Linked DNA regions of Mus musculus: region 2 is linked to region 1. A link is a loop called in an ENCODE intact Hi-C map of the cell type or tissue named here. Cell type or tissue: gastrocnemius. All regions are shown on one strand. Each heading gives the region's core, and the rest is flanking DNA. Links, peaks and the distances in the headings are about the cores only. Region 1 overlaps Kcnk18 (potassium channel, subfamily K, member 18). Region 2 overlaps Pdzd8 (PDZ domain containing 8).

Region 1 (5,381 bases), core at 168-5,167:
GGGCTATTTCCATTCAGACTGAATAAACTGGGTCTTCAAAGAGAGAAGGATGCTCACCTCAAATAAACAAACATTTGAAGTTCAGACCAAACACTAAGGGGAAAGTGACAGCGTGAATTCAGAGGGTCCTGCCTGCACAAAGGCTGAGAGGGGGGACTCCCCTTGCTTTCCTATAATCAACACGCATGCACACATGCATGTACACACACGTGTATGGCTCCTTTTTGCAAACCAAGTGTTACAGGATAGCTGAACATATAAAAACAGAGCAAAGTGAAACAGGGATGGGAAAGGAACCCCTTCACACACAAAACCACAAAAGTCTGCAACAGTCTTACTGATACCTTTACAATTACTGTGATGAAACAATGTTGCCAAAAGCAAGGTGCACAGGAAACAATTTATTTGTGTTACACTTCCACGTCATGATCCATCACTGAGGAATGTCAAGGTAGAAACTCACACAGGGCAGGAACCTGGAGGCAGGAACTGATGCACAGGTCAGGAGGGGTGCTGCTTACTGGCTTGCTCATCATAGCTTGCTCAGCCTGCTTCCTTATAGAATCCAGCACCAGCAGCCCAGAGATGGCACCACCCACAAAGGGCTGGGTCCTCCTACATCAGTCACTAATTAAGAACATGACCTGCAGGTTTGTCTACAGCTTGACTTATAGGGGTATTCTCTCAGTTGGGGTTCCTTCTTTTCAGATGTCTGTAGCTTGTGCCAAGTTGACGTAAAACCTGCTAGCACACCAGGGAAACTAAGACATGGGGACACAGTCCTGACTGCAAGCCCTCAGTTGCCCTAGCATCTAATCCCTGTTCAATAAATCCGTGTTGACTCAGTGACATGCTGATTACTTTGCCTAGTTCTCTATGCTTTCCTACACATACTTTTTGAAGAGACCAACCTGGGCCTAGACCTCAGAAAGGCTCCTTAATGGCCTATGATTTTTAATATGTAGTACTTAAAAGGGTTTTATTCTGTGATCTAAATTGCAAGGCTCAAAGCAAGGCAGTTAAAGGAAGATGAAAAGAAGCCATAATTTGTATCCAAGATAGAGATGTTCTTTGTTGTCCTGCACCCACATCAGCTTCCGAGTTCTCATTGACTAGAGGTGAGTATCCATCACCATGGCAACAACCAAGGTACTCAGGCTACCCTACCCTAGATATGCCTGCAGCCTGCCTGGTTGGGTGTCCGAGTCCAGAGAGTTGATGGGAGACATAGTGGTCACAGTGGGTCCAGCATTGCTCCTAAGTCATGGCGCTTATCTCAGGGGCTCTGATTCCTTAAGAGAATAGGAGTTCGGGTCACTGTCCTGAAAGGCTGTGCCGTTTGTATATACTGGGCATCCCAAGCTCACTCTTTTAGGGTTCTGTTCCAGGGCCTGAGCTGTGAACTCTGGGTACCGAGTGAGTGAAAACCACCAGACTAACCACTTTGAAATGAACAGATACCAGATGCGCTTCGAGCCAGCCGCTTGGGAGTTTCATGAGAGAAACTAGAGCCAGGACCTCACATCAGAACACACATGACCCTCCAGAAACAGAAGAGATCCAAGGGAGACAGTTTAAGCTGCTGGCATGCAGGATCTGCACTCAGACAGAGAGACAAGAGGAACGTAGGGTCCAGAGGCGTTGTTGGGGATCCTGAGGGTGGAGCTTAGCATGCGGAGCGGGAGTGAGGGAGGTAGGAGGCTGTGTATCATCCATGCCATGAGGGCAGAATGGGGTGCATTGGTTCCGGGCTAAGGCAGAGGGGAAACGACAAGCAAACAAAGCTAATGTTAGAGAGCCACATGAGTGGGGAGCAAGTGTATCGGGTGCTACAGCGCCTCGCCTTGCTTATCCGAGCTGCCCAGGCTGTGGAGGCCCTGGATAGTCCTGGTAGCCTTTACTAAATTCGGACTCATACCTTGCAATCCCCCTTTCTTTCCCACTAGGACAGTGAAGGAGTGCTGTCTGGACCAGCTGCCTCACCCACTGGGATTACTGGGGGTCATGACTTTGAAGGGTACATATCCCACAAGCCAAGAGAGGACTTCTTTTCGAGTAGTTATTACATGCTGGGTCAACTGAGAACTTAAAATCAGGACTACATGTCTTTCAAGTCTGCGTGATGTTCTGGGTGGAAGAGCGGAAAGAGGTTGAGAGAGCCTCTTTTCCTTTAGTTGACTGCAAAATTTGAGGTCAAGGCCACTCCGAGGCTGCTCTTCTCCCACCTGAAGCTTTTTCAGGCACCTGAAGCAGCCAAGAGGCAGCAAAAGGCGAATGCGCCACCTGCTGGCCCTGGAGCGCAAGGTCGACACGGTCTGGCGCGCCACCTGGTGGCCATTTGAGATCTGGCATTCTGCTCCTAGTTTGGCCCAGCCAAGGTCCGACAAGGTTCCATGGTTAGCAGACTTGATAAAGCCAGCTCTGCAGTCTCTGGGATTCCTCCGGGACTGGATCTTTCGAGTTCTCACTATCTGTTTCCTCACCCTACCTCACTGGCTGTGCCATTTGAACGCATCTCTGGACTCACCCCAACTTAATCCTTTAGTTAAACAGTGTCAGGCTGCCAGACAGCTGAGCAGAGTGATGTCACAGCTTCTGGGCTAGTGTGGCTCCCACGCCATTGGTCCCAGTACAGGGGAAGCCAGGCGAAAGACACAGCAAGGTCTCCTACACTCCAGGGCCCAGGAACTTATGGGTGAGTTGAGACTCCTCATGGCTCCGACCGAGCAGTCTGAGAGAGACCCACTGAGCTCTCTGTATGTGGCAGACAGTGCAAAGCACACTGTGGTTTTACTCAGGTGGCTCCACGTTTAGACAGGGGACAGAGAACTAGAACCTCATTATATTCTGGTGACTGGATGTTGTGGGAATACGCAGGGGGCAAGAACACACACTTCTGGTAATCTGGGCCTTTGAGGAAACTACACAGAACTGAGCAGAGAGAGCAAGTCTTCAACCAAACCACAGGAGAAGGGACATGCTCTGAGAGAGCAGCCAATGGTCTGATCACCAACCCTGGCTGCAAAATTGCACCTATCAGAGATGCTTGAAAACACCCCCTGCCCAGACCAGTGGCCCCTGAGGGTGAGTGCTAAGGACTGAATGTGTCACCCAGAGTCAGGTTTTGAAACTAACTTCCAGTGGAGGCGAGGCTGTTGGAGGAGGTCAGAAGGGCAGAACACTCAGGACGGGATCAATGCCCCTATGAAACAAGGAAGCCACATGAGATCTCTGCATGTCCATCAACCAAGAGAGGGTATCCTCCAAGAACCTTACCATTCTGTTTGTAGACTTCATGCTCCAGACCCACGAGAGATGAATGTGTGACTAGGTCATTCAGGGGGCTGCTGTAGTGTGCAGCTGAACTGTCTCCCCACAGATTTGTGTGTCAAATGCTGGACCCACAGCTGATAGCTCTGTGCAGAGGTGACTGGATCCTAAGGCTCTGATTCCATCAATTAACCCATTGATGGGTTCATAGGTGAGTGTGTTTTAGTAGGTGATAAGTCCTGGTAGGAGACGTGAGTCACTGGGGGGAGGGGTGCCCTTGAAAGGAGTATCTTGTCCCTGATTCCTCTTCTCCCTCTTTCTCCTCTTCTCCCTCTTCCTCCCCTGTTTACCTCTTTCTGTCACATTATTCTGCTTCGTCACAATCCCAAAAACATGCAACCAAGAGACCACTAACTGTACCCTCTGAAACCATGACCCCAAGCAAACCTTTCCACCTTTTTGTCTTCTTAGGTACTTGTCATGGCAAAATAAAATATAAATACATAGTCTAGACTGATAAGACAGATAGTAGGGGTCAGGGCGCAACAGAAAGTGCTTGCAGCAAGAAGTGAAGCCATTGAGGAAAGGCTTGGCGTCGTGAATTCATATTCCTGAACCTGGAGAGGCTGTTTTCTGGAATACACACATAGAAATACATTGCTGCCTGTGGGTTGCATGACACAAGGGTAGGAAGTGAGGGGCAGGAAGACACACAGGTCCACATCTTCGGAGCCATGGAAAGTTTTGTTGCTAGCAGACTGGATAAGTGAACCAGCAAGGCAATTCGTCTATCTAATTTGCATAGTGTGCATTCCTGACAGCTTCCATGTCTGTTTTTGCCCCGAGAAGAACTTGGCAGGGCTGGGGTGTAGCTCGGTAGGTAAGGTGCCTGCCTAGCACACATGAAGCTCTGGGTTTGGTCCTCAGCGTGGAGTGAGCTAGGTGTAGTGGCAGACTCCCATGGCCCCAGCACTTTAGGAGGTAGAGGCAGAAGGTTCAAAAGTTCAGGGTCATTGTTGACTACGTGCCATATCCAAAGCTGCCATGGACTAGATGAGACCTTGTCTCAGAAATAACAGACAGCCAATGAGATGTCTCAGTGTGGGCCAAATTGATGGCCACCAAGCTTGACAGTCTAAGTTTGGTCACCAAAACCCACATGCTAGAAGAAGATGACCAACTTCACAGATTATCCTCTGCTACCTGCACCCCATACACACCCTGGCACATGTGCACATGCACACAGACAGACAGACAGATGGACGGACAGACATAGATGATAGATAACCAAGAAAGAAAGGTGGGAGTTACTGAGGAGTTCACACTACCTTTCATGAAGTCACTAATGCTCTGAGGATTCACTTGGTTCAGGTTTGCTTTGTGCCAATCTGGATAAATGCCCAGTGTTTGGTGGGTATCTGTAGAACCTCTAGGCAACCTCCTCCAGCCCCATGGCGAGCCCCTTGAAGGGCGAAGCTGTCAATGAATTTGGGTTTGCAGGGCTTTGCCACACCTTACCAGTATAAACAAAGCTTGAGGAATGCCAGATGGCAAAACCAGGAGCACTGGCCTGAAGGTTCACCCTGGGGCACTTTGTCTTTGCAATGGTTCTTGCTCACACCTTGTTGATTCCAGTGCCTGAGGTAGATCTTCAAGGGTTGGAGGAATTTAGAATTTAATCCTTGCAGGGAAGAGGGAGAAGGACCCAGAAGGAGAAACTGAAGACCCTCCTGAGAAGCCGCTTTTGGCAACGGCTGGAATCTAAGACAGAATAGTGAGCCCCTAAGGGCCAGCAGCTGCTTTCAAACTACCACCTCACAGCATTCCCCCTGTGGCTCCCCTCTGCAACACCAGCCACCACTCACCCAGGAACTAACTTTGCTAATTGCAGGACTCATGTTTCTAAGCTTGCAAGCTCAGGGAGACAAGATACAGCCGTGAGGTATTTCAAATAACCTTCAAATAAAAGAAACAATAATAAAATAAAGGATGTGTGTCCTTCCCCGACCTTGCCAACCAGATCTCCGTGTCATCTGTCACTGTCCTTTTCTTGGTCCTCAAAAGCTGCTTGGAGACAGATGTGAACAGGGTATGTTCTATAGGAGGGGACC
Region 2 (5,381 bases), core at 103-5,102, 77 kb before region 1:
TGCCAAATGTAGTTATAGATCCAGTTAGCTTTAACTTTCAATTCATTAACCCCTGTTCTATAAAATGCATGAGCATGCCCACCAAACATTAGCCAAACAGTGGGGTTTATAAAATTGGATCAGACAGCAATACTGAAAAAAGCTGATGAGTTAACATCAGGTTACATTTTTGTTGTTGTTGTTGTTTCTTCTCTCTCTCTCTCTCTCTCTCTCTGTGTGTGTGTGTGTGTGTGTGTGTGTGTGTGTGTGTGTGTGTGAAGGAGGGAGGGAGAGAGGGAAGAGGAAGGAAGGTAGGAAGGAGAGGGTAGAGGAGAGACAAAAGAGTTGGTATTTCATGAAGGCCCAAAGAGTGTGATAGATCCCCCTGGAGCTGGAGTTATTTGATATGGGTGCTGGAAAATGAACTTGGGTCCTCTGGAAAGGCATCAAGTACTGTTTGTTAACCCGTGAACCATTTCTTCAACTCCAGGTTACTCTTCTGTAAACATTAAAGCAGAATGGATTTGCTTATTATGCTGGTAGAGATAGGTTGAAATCTGTTTTCAGGACAGATTGGTCTGTTTGGGCATTTATTTCCTTCAAGTTTCAAATTGATTATGTGACATTGTGTAAAGGGGTGAGGTGGGGAGGGGAGGGTAGATGTTGGGTGTTTTCCTCTATTACTTCAACTTATTTAACCTGGAGCTCATCAATTCATATAGAGCCAGTGAGCCCCGAAGCTCCACCTGTATCCCCTTCTCCCACCCCAGCACTAGTGATATAGGCACATGCCTTCACCCCTGACTTTTTATGTGAGTCATGAGAATCTAAACTCAAAATTCTTGTGCTTGTGTAGCAAGCAACTTCCTATGGTCTATCTCTCTAGCCTGAATGATGTGGCATTTAACAGGGGTGACTCCATTTTGGTTTAATAGTCTGTTCTTTTAGGGTTCAGTAAAGGAACTCAGTTCAAAACAATAGCCTCCTATAATGATTCTGCCCGCTTGTCTATACATTTACTTATTCTAAAAATTTAATGTGAGTGGAATTAATGTGTTCATTTGTGACTGACTTTTTTGACTTAGCAAGTTTTTGTTTGTTTGTTTGTTTGTTTGTTTGTTTGTTTTGAGACAGGGTTTCTCTGTATAGTCCTGGCTGTCTTGGAACTCTGTAGACCAGACTCAGAAATCCGCCTGCCTCTGCCTCCCAAGGCCGTGCGCCACCACCACCCGGCACAGCAAGCTTTTATATTTCACCCATATTACAGAATGTTCTAGTAAATACTTCATAGTGTTGTCAAATAATACTCCGCTGGAGCAGAATTGCTAAGATATACTTCATATTTTAACTTTTTAGGCAACTGACAAACTATTCTCCAAAGTGACTGTACCATTTTACATTTTAATAGTAATGCATGACACCCCAGTTTCTCTTTAACCCTTTTCTTTTTAAAGATTGTAGACAGCCTAGTGAATGGGCTTGAAGTGGTTTGGGTTTGTATTAGTTTCATGGTTAATAACAAGTGCAACCGTGTGCATATGGTGCCCAGGAAAGTCAGAGAAGACTTGATCCTTTGCAATTGGAGTTATAAATAGTTTTAAGTGTCTGAGTGTTGGGAACCAAACCCAGGTCTTCTGCAAGAACAGTAAATGGTCTTGATTTCTGACCCATCTCTCCAGCCTGTCTCCTTTTGCCTATTTTAAAATTGTGTTATTTTATGTTTTTTGTTATATTATAACTTTTTCTTCCTTCTAAATATTTGGCTTCTATCAAATACATTTGAAAATATTTTTTTCATTCTGAGAAATGTTTCATTTATGTGATGGTACCCTTTGAAATATAAAAATAATTAATTCTTTTGGGGGTTTTGTTTGTTTTATCTCTGTGCTGGGACCTATCTCAGGACCTGTACCAGTTAGACAAGTACTCTGCCACTAAGCTAGAGGCCAGCTTTTTGTTGGTCTAATTTTATAAGTCTACACTTTCTGTCATAATAAAGTACAATTTAGTCTAGGGCAAGACTTAGTTTTGTCGGTTCTCCCCCCCGCCCAATATCTCACATTTAATAATGTGACTGTTTTGACTTAATTTTTTTGTTATACATTGTGTTATTTTAAAAACATTTTGAAGTCACTATGAAAAATGTAGAATGATTTCAGGAAGAAATCTGGTTTTTGACTCTTGATCTGATCAATAGTACTGCCTAGAGTCTGGGTCTCCAGCTGGTACAGTTTCTCTGCTTGCTGGGGAAGCCTGAGGCAGTTCAGTCCCTGAGCAGATGAGGGCAGCAGTGTTTTAGTGAATGAGAATTCTTACTCTTCTAAAAACAGCATTTTAAAGTTAGAGATTTTCTTAATCTGTTTAACCTGTCTTCTTTTTGGTGATAGTTATTAGGCACTAAGTTTAAAGCCTTTTTTAAAGATTCTTTAATATTTAAATTTAGGAACTTTCTTTCTCTACCCTCATAAATTATTCAGGATTCTCAGTTTATGGTCCCAGTTCGTAAGATGTGAATATGATCTGGGGATCAGTGTCTTCAAACTTAGGACATAATTTTCTCAAATTTCCATGGTGCATTTTTCCATTCTCCTTTTATTATTTTGTTGCTACCTGTGCTCTTTAAGTAGTGGTAAAGTAGTAGAGTAACACCTAGTATGCTAGTAAATGCTAAAGTTTTCCTCTGCTCACTCTAGAGACGAACTGGCAGGTTTCAGTCTCATTGTGAGGGTGGATAATATAGAAGTTGGACGCATGGACAATGCCCTTTCTTTTCTTCAATATAAGAATTTTTATGTCATCTCAGCATTAGACCCGGTGTCCTTTATAGAACTGAATATTAAACATGGATTAAGTGTTTCTTTTATTCTGTTAATGGTTGTTTTCAACATAAGGAAAGACAGTCTAGAGAGATGGCTCAATGGTTAAGAGTACTACTGTCTGTCCTTCCAGGGGGCCCTGTTGATTTCCCAACACCCACAACTATCGATAACTATACTTCCAGATGGTCTGATGCCCTCTTGGCACCAGACATGCACGTGGTACACAGACAGACATACAGGCAAAACATTCATACACATTTTTAAAGGAAAGAAGTAATAAATAATGAACATCTGTTTTGTTTACCACTCTGCTAATAAGTACTTTATGTATATTGTCTTCTAATTTTAAAACTAGTTCTTCCTTAATGCTGTTTTTTTTTTTTCTACAGTTTCCTGAGAGGGAAACATATTAGGAAAGTAAAAATTTAACTAGGCTCACTTAGGTGGTGAAGTCAATATGTGTGGTCATATTCGATGGCGGTATCCTCCATATTACATTTTACAGAAATGATATACTTATATGCATCACTGTGCAACTTGTTTTGGTTTTAAATCCAACAGTATTTTGAAAAATCTCCTTCTTGATTACTACTGTATAGAGATAATTTGGCCAATTGTTTTACCTCATGAGTATATGTTTCAGTTTATTTAACTTGGCTACTGAAAAATCAGCTGCCAAGGAAACCTTTAACTTGAGCCTTTCTTGGCTTTTCCACTAGAGGGTGTAACAAATGTTTCTTTTTGTTATTGCTATTAAAATGTAATGTGTTTACTTCTCCTTATGATTATCAGGAAGGAAATATTTATTGCATATAATTGGTATAGTACCCTTCCTGTTCTGTTTTTTTCTGCAGGTTATTCATTTTTGGATCCTATGACAGAGAAACAAATGTTCATTGCACACTTGAGCTGAGCAGTGGTGTTTGGGAAGAAAAACAAAGGAGTTCTATTAAGACGGTAAAATGCATAGTTTTGCATTTATGTAAGATTTATTCTATAAGTATGCCTTTATTAGTATTTCTGTATTTCTAGATATATTGTTGGTCATAAGTAAGTTATTTTCTTTTTTGCTAAGCAGCATCAGTAACAAAGTAGATCACCTGGAACTGGTAATGAACACACTGCATAAGAAGCAGTCTGTTCTGCTTGCTTTTCAAAATGTCAGTGTTGTTTCAGTGAAGGAATCAAAGGTTATAACTTGTTCATGTGTGCAGGTGCACATGTGTGAGCCCACATGTAAAAGCCAGGGCTCTGTGTAATTCCTTAGACAACATCTACCTTTGTTTCTTTCTCATGGTCTCTGACTGGCCTGGAGCTCACTAAGTAGGTTAGATGGGCTGGCCAGCCAGCCCAGAAATCCACCTGTCTTTTCTCCTTTCTAGAACTACCATGCTTACAAAACAAAATTTAAAAAAATGGGTTCTAGAAAGTCTAACTTAGGTTCCTCATGCTGAAAAGGCAAACACTTTATGACTGAGCTATCACCCCAGCCCCTGGAAGGAATTAGTTTTCCTGCGTGCTTCAGATGCTGTGTGTGCATCCACTGTGCTTACTCACTCAGCAGGATTTTATCTAGAGCTGCTTTTGCTGGGCTCAAGTTCTGATGCTGGAGAAACAGTTCAAGACAGACGGATTCTGTTCCTGTGGGACTCGTGTCAGCTAGAAGTATGCTCGGTAGAAGACTGGGTAAAGAAGCAGCAGCTGTCAGTAACCCTGAAAAGTGGGGAGCTGTCCCTGGAGCTTGACAGCTGCTACTCTGAAGAAAGCAAAATGAAAGTTATAAAAGGATGCTCTTAGACCTTACTGACTATTCAGTGCATCCTTCAATTTAAAAATGGGTAGCAAAGATTTTCTTGGAAGAAATGGAATAATTTTTCCCTGAGTGGGAAATAGAAATGAAGTTAAACTGATAGAGGAGGATTGGCTGATTCACAGAGCTGGGTTATGACAGACACAAGAGTTGTTAAAGATCGTGAATGTGGTAGGAGAAGGTTACGAATTCCTCCATATGTCTCTCAATATGAGGTGCCTTTCTCTGGCACCCACTACCTTATGTTTTGAGACAGGGAATCTTATTGAACCTTGAGTTCATATTTTGGCTATGCTAGCGGGCCAGGGACTCTAAGGGACTTGGATCTCTAGGTTCCATCCTGCCCCACCTCCCGCCCCTGGCACTGGGTTTAGAGACTAGCATTGCCATGCCCACCATTTATTTAAGTTGCTTCTTTTTTTTTTTTTTTTTTTTTTTTTTTTTTTTCCTTGAGACAGTTTCACTGTGTTACCCTGGCTAGCCTGGAACCTGTTAATATAGACCAGGCTGGTTTGAACTCATAGAGATCTGCCTGCCTCTGCCTCTGCCTCCCAAGTGGCTGGGATTATAGTTGTGTGCTCTCACTCCCAGCCAGCATTTGTGTGGATGCTGGGAAACAAAGGTCAAAACCTTATGCTTGTGTAGTTAGCCAATTAGCTATCTCTCTAGGCCAAGGTAGGTAGGCAGATAGAGCACAATCTCTCTCTCTCTCTCTCTCTCTCTCTCTCTCTCTCTCTCTCTCTCTCTCTCCCCCCTCTTCGTTCCTTCCCTCC

What was found. Hi-C counts contacts between places; a loop is a spot of excess contacts. Peaks named below come from ENCODE experiments on the same cell type or tissue, not always from the same donor. Only the 100,000 strongest peaks of a DNase experiment are listed, where the experiment ranks them.
Region 2: a loop joins it to region 1, with 8 times the contacts of the local background. A loop is called at or near these places in 20 of 42 quality-filtered maps.

The regions. Positions count from the first base shown.
Region 1 is chr19:59,236,585-59,241,965 of GRCm38, reverse strand. Kcnk18 (potassium channel, subfamily K, member 18) reads right to left here. Exons shown (of 3, transcript NM_207261.3): 3 at 4,596-5,381. Among named protein-coding and RNA genes, the nearest start is that of Kcnk18, 20 kb to the right of the region's middle. In gastrocnemius, for the core only: no CTCF peak of the experiment used is centred there; DNase peaks (open chromatin) are centred at 2,309 and 2,593.
Region 2 is chr19:59,313,632-59,319,012 of GRCm38, reverse strand. It overlaps Pdzd8 (PDZ domain containing 8), which reads left to right. Exons shown (of 5, transcript NM_001033222.3): 3 at 3,653-3,755. Among named protein-coding and RNA genes, the nearest start is that of Pdzd8, 29 kb to the left of the region's middle. In gastrocnemius, for the core only: CTCF peaks have their summits at 2,237 (motif pointing right) and 3,511 (motif pointing right); a DNase peak (open chromatin) is centred at 2,245.